Regions from separate parts of the Homo sapiens genome. Here region 2 is linked to region 1. Evidence: read pairs that join two places in POLR2A ChIA-PET (ENCODE). Cell type or tissue: Panc1. All regions are shown on one strand. Each heading gives the region's core, and the rest is flanking DNA. Links, peaks and the distances in the headings are about the cores only.

Region 1 (2,923 bases), core at 320-2,819:
CCACCACGCCCTGCTAATTTTTTGTATTTTTAGTAGAAGTAGAAGCAGGGTTTCACCTTGTTGGCCAGGCTAGTCTGGAACTCAGGTGATCCACCCATCTCGGCCTCCTAAAGTGCTGGGATTACAGGCGTGAGCCACCGCGCCCGGCTGAGATTCTTAAAAATCATTCTGTCAAATATTATTTATGATTTATTCTTTTTTAGGGCTAGCTTTTAGTAACTGGTTTCTGGAATTATCTCACTGAAGCAATCCCATTGTCATTCATATAACCACATCCAGAATTTGAACAGGACTTCACCATGTCTCTGCTCATGGGCTCCAGAATAAAATCAAAGTCCCAAGAATATCATAAGTAACAACCACAAAGATTGTCAGCCACTTTCTCCTTTTATTTGAGATTGGGGAGGCCTTTTGCTCTTATTTCTGGTGCCAGGTGGCAGGTCCCTAAACTTTGTGCTTTTTAGGTTGTACGCCTGAGGAGTGATGTACCCAGAGTTCCAGAGAAGGCTTGGAAAATAGTTAAGGTGAGTTGGGTTGCTGGTTATGATGGTGGACCAGCAATCTTTATGCTTGTCTCACTACAGCCTCAGATTCTAATTAGTAAAACAGGCATATGCATACAATGATTAAGTGTAGGCATGCATTGTCTTCATTCCCTTTTTATGCATTATATAATTCTACAATGTTCATATTTTATAGCCAAAGGTTTAGTAGTCCACTAATAAGCAGTATTAGCTGCAAAGCCTATATTTAATGTGGTTGCATAGTACAAAAGCATCCTAGATTTCTTGATGCTAACATTGCTGAGTAACCAATTATAATCAGTTATTAATACTTAAGAAAGTTTTATTTGGCTACATTGAATAGCATCTGTTATTGAACAGTGTCTAGAGCACATGTATCCCTTGTGTCAGAATGTGTTTCTGGCTGACACCTTTAGGAGGTACGGGGGATTAAACAAAATATTTTACTTCCCAGTTCCCCACCTCTGCTATCACCCTCTCACAAACTTCATCCAGCATCAGCTTCTTTGCCCTAAAATTTAATCGTCATCTTATAAACTTGCTATTGCAAAGAATTATAAATATTCCTTTAACTGTCTGAAATGCTCTTTCAAACCATGGTCCCAAAATCCTCTACTAAAATTAAGCCTTCTTCCCAAGCATCTGGTGCCATAGCCATAGTTAGCTTCTTTTTGAATGGGCTTGGGGAGATAATATATTTACCCAGGGCTTTACCATGGCTTTATCCATAGAAGACTAGTTTAACAGAAGCTTGGCCCCAGACATGGAGTGAATTGGCAGCCAACAGGAGCAAAGCTGTGTCAGGACAAATGTACACTCTCCATTTTCTCTGGTTGGCTTTCAGCTGGTTGCACCACAGGAGTCTTTCTGTGGACTGCATATCCTGTGACCAGTAACTGGTGCACTCAACCCAGGTCCCTCTTGGCTAGGGAAGGCCTGTCGGGAGGCATTAGGTTCATGCTGGTGGAGATCCTTAGTCAGTGGCTCCCTGAAGGAAAGTAAGGCAAACAGCCAGCTTCTGTTGAACAGGTGGTAGTTAGACCCTAGATCTGCTTGGGGGTGGGAGGAAAAGAATCTCTCCAAAATTACCAGCCTTGCTGGTTTTCACATTATACCTGTACTCTTTCTAATAAATTATTGTTTAGAAACTGACTCAGAAATATCTCTGACAGCATCTGGAGCTTTCTGACTTTTCCACCTTCCTTAGCAGTCTGGATTTGGGCCCAAGTTAGAAATGGAAACCCCACTGGGGTGCAAGCAAAAGAGGAAGCATGTTCTTAGCCATGCATCAGTGGAGGCCCCTACTGGGAGAGGGGATTATCACAAGGCAGCAGGCAGCCCTGCACCCCAGCCTGCTGAGTTCATGCTTTGTGCCACAGGATGTGGAGCGAAGGAAATGTGAGGCCAAAGTGGTCACTCCAAGTTTTCTTATACAATAGCTTATTCAAGCAGACTGGGAATGCCTCTTAAGAGATTTGTTAGGTACATGTGCCCTTAGCAAGATGGCCACCACAGATGGTGGGTTCAGATATTCTAATTGAAATAAATGTTTAACATTCAGATGTATTTTATACTTCCATAACCAGTTTTTCTTTATCAGATGCTGTTCCTTATTCAACTGAATGAGGCAAGCAGGATTATTCACCTTTTACCACTTGATTTCCAACATAAATTATGGTTTTAAAATCAAATTCTGGCAAAAGATTTTTCTGTCTAATTTCAGGCTTATATTTAGTGATGTTATTTGAAACGATATGGAAAAATTAGTCACCCAGGATTAATGTGGATCTATTCAGTGTCACTAAGTTTGTGTATTTAATATACAGCAATGATGTTTGTACCATTAATTCTCTTGTTATGGTGATAAGTTAATTGTGATTATCATATTTTATCCTGCTTCAAATGTTAATGAAAGAGCTAAGTACCTTTAGTTCCAAATGGTTTAGATCCAAGTCATTAAATGCTCTATTCTTTCTTACACCTCTCCTCCTCCCTCCTCTACTAATGCCTTTCACATTGATGAGGTCTTTCTTATAGAAAGCACTGAATTGACCTCAAAGGCACTTGAAGCCTAAAACAAAAATATGAAAATTGATTTCTTATTCATAGTAAGTGATTTCATACTGTGTTCCTAAATTCTCTTCCTAAGGAACACTAATGCTTTCATTATATTGGATCCTTTCCAGTGACAGGTTTTGTTTTACCAATTTAGAACCAGTTAAAAACCTTCATTAATAAGTCATTCCAATAGATTGAAACAATACTTGAAAATTCACAGTAATATTTGGGGGATCTTTTGTGGTATCACTTTTGTATTACCTGATATGTTTTTGAGAATAAATTGGTTCAGAGAAGGTTTGTCATCCAATGGCAAAATACTTTGTTGTTGACTTCTACTG
Region 2 (2,923 bases), core at 153-2,652, 830 kb after region 1:
ATACTTTTTTATGTAAAAGACTACAAGCTTCTGGAAGCAAGGTATGCATTTGATTCTGTTCTGTATTCCCCAAACAATACCTAGAACAGAGTACATGCTCAATAATGAATGGATGAAACTATTTATCTGCCTATTTAAGTAACAATGTGTATCTCAATTTGATGGGGCCATGATACCGACAAGGTCCCTTAGATTTGGAAAATTAAAAGGCTAACAGAGTCAGAAAAAAGTCTCTCTAATATTACATCTGAATCAGAAATAACATGAACTCACGGTTCTTTTTAAACATATTTCTTAGTTCTGTCCACTGAAAGGGTCTAGAAGCAATGACAACCCATGGCAATGATTTTAGTTTCTAAATACCATTCCTTACTAAAAAGAACCAGAGCCTTGGAGAAATGGCTGATTCCTGATCACCTTATGGAAATATAAGGTGAGTCTGGGACATCTTGTTGTGCCAAAAAAGCCAAGGGAAAACAAACAAACAAACAAAAAAAACAGTGATGGGGTCATGTCAAAATGAAACAGGAGGAGCTACCTAGAAAAAGTTATCAGTAGCCAAACCTGAGACAATCTGAGCATTAGCAAAGACTGTAATTGATTGTTAACACTGAATAAATAAAAGTCCAGGAGAGTATGGTGATATAAAAAAGGAAGGAAGAAAAATGGGGGCAGCCTGTGGGAGTGGCAATTTAAAAACTACAATTCTGGCACGGTGGCTCACGCCTGTAATCGTAGCACTTTGGGAGGCCAAGGCAGGCAGATCACTTGAGGTCAGGAGTTTGAGACCAGTCTGGCCAACATAGCAAAATCCTGTCTCTAATAAAAATACAAAAATTAGCCAGGCATGGTGGCAGGTGCCTGTAATCCCAGTTACTCAGGAGGCTGAGGCAGGAGAATTGCTTGAATCCAGGAGGCAGAGGCTGCAGTGAGCTGAGATCACGCCACTGCACTCCAGCCCGGGCAACAGAGCGAGACTCCACCTCAATAAATAAATAAATATATACATACACACATACATTCATACTACAATTTTGGCCCAGCATGGTGGCTCACGCCTGTAATCCCAGCACTTTGGGAGGCCGAGGTGGGCGAATCTCCTGAGGTCAGGAGTTCAAGACCAGCCTGGCCAACATGGCAAAACCCTGTCTCTACTAAAAATATGAAAATTAGCCGGGCGTGGTGGTATGCACCTGTAGTTCCAGCTACTCAGGAGGCTGAGGCAGGAGAATCACTTGAACCCAGGAGGTGGAGGTTGCAGTGAACTGAAATTGCACCACTGCACTCCAGCCTGGGCAACAGAGTGAGACTCTGTTTAAAATAATAAAATAAAAAATCTACAATTTTGCAACCCCTATTGTAATAACCGATTTCAGGATCAGGATAATGAAACCAATGAGTGAAAGGCTGTAATGAAACAGGGTATTTACAAGGTGCCAAAATAGTGTCCCATAGATTCCTCTCTAATAGCAGAAGAGAAAATTTTACCTTCATTATGGAGAGATCTGGCTGCGCCAAGGAATCAAAGTTAGCATTGCTCATAACGGGATAACCCGTCATTAAGTGCCTCCTGATATGACTCAATGTGAACTGCACTTCACCTATGATGAAGCATTCTCGTCAAAATGTTTAACCTGGATGCATCTCAATTAACTTCCAGTTTACAGGAAGTAGAGGAGCTAGAGAAACCAGTTAAATGACACCACGAGGAAATAATGAATGCACAAGGTTACACATCCTACAAGACAACCAGAGCTGGTCTCTTCAAACAAGTTAATGCAGGCAAAGGAAGGAAAAGGGTAAAGGAACTGTTCTTAAAAAAGAGTACAAGAAACATAACCAAATACAAAGGATGTACTTTGTTTGGATCCTGTTTTGTCGGTTTGTTTGTTTTAAAGAAGTGAGAGTGGTATCAAAGACATTCTTGAGACAATTAGGAAAATTTAGATTTAATTGATGCTTGATATTATATTATGGAATTACTTTAATTTTCTTAGATGTGAAAACAGTATTGTGGTTACACATGCATAAAGTATATGTGATTATATATAATGTGGTTGTATACACGGAGATATGGTTGTGTGTATGCATGTAATGGTTTGAGACAAAGAGAGAGAAACTATCCTTATTTTAGGAGATACATGCTGAAAACTTAGGGGTTAAGTATTATGATGTTTGCAACTTACTTTCAAATTTTTAACAACAAAAAAGGGAGGTAGGGAGGAAGGAAAAGACAGAGTAAGAGAGGGAAGGAGAAAAGGAGAGAAATGGGAAGGAGGGAAGAAGGGGAAAGAGGAAGAGAAGGGAGGGGGGTAGCAGAGAAATGACTCAAATATGACAAAATGTTAACAATTGTTGAATCTAGGTCAAGAGAGTATATAAATGTTATACTTTTTTACCTCAACTCTTAGATGTATATGATATTTTTCATAATAAAAAGTTAATGGAGGAAAAAGAGAAGAACAATTTAAAAAGCAAACAGTTTAAAATTCATGTAATACCATGAGACTGTCAGGAAATAAGAGCACTGTTACTCAAGATCTGTGAGAGTATAAATTGCTGCAATGTGACTGGAGGGCAATGTGGCAATGTCTATCAGATTTATAAAAGCACCTAGTCAGTATGCCCAAGATCCTGTCCTGAAGATACCTTCCATATGCACAGTTCTTCTTTATAGCATTAACTGTAACAGCAAAAGACTAGAAATCATCTACACATGCATCAGTCCAAACTGGTTACCCAAATTATGGCATATTTGTACAATAAATCAGCATGTATCTTTTAAATTAAATTATCTCCTCAAAAAATATGACAGCTCTTTGGGAACTGATATGAAAGATAACTGAGTCATATTTTACTTAAAAAAAGGTGCAAAAATAATGTGTACAGGATACACGTATGTATAGAAAGGTTACACAAGAAT

The links. ChIA-PET counts read pairs that join two places held together with the same protein. Peaks named below come from ENCODE experiments on the same cell type or tissue, not always from the same donor. Only the 100,000 strongest peaks of a DNase experiment are listed, where the experiment ranks them.
Region 2: POLR2A ChIA-PET joins it to region 1 with 17 read pairs; 1 of 35 experiments calls an interaction of 5 or more read pairs at or near these places.

Annotation. Positions count from the first base shown.
Region 1 is chr5:171,160,943-171,163,865 of GRCh38, forward strand. The region is part of intron 14 of RANBP17 (RAN binding protein 17); the gene reads left to right. Among named protein-coding and RNA genes, the nearest start is that of TLX3, 150 kb to the right of the region's middle. In Panc1, for the core only: CTCF peaks have their summits at 1,817 and 2,018; a DNase peak (open chromatin) is centred at 1,840.
Region 2 is chr5:171,987,859-171,990,781 of GRCh38, forward strand. All of the region lies in intron 1 of FBXW11 (F-box and WD repeat domain containing 11), which reads right to left. Among named protein-coding and RNA genes, the nearest start is that of FBXW11, 17 kb to the right of the region's middle. RefSeq lists a silencer at 1,643-1,782. In Panc1, for the core only: no CTCF peak of the experiment used is centred there; a DNase peak (open chromatin) is centred at 1,613; H3K27ac peaks cover 1,234 bases.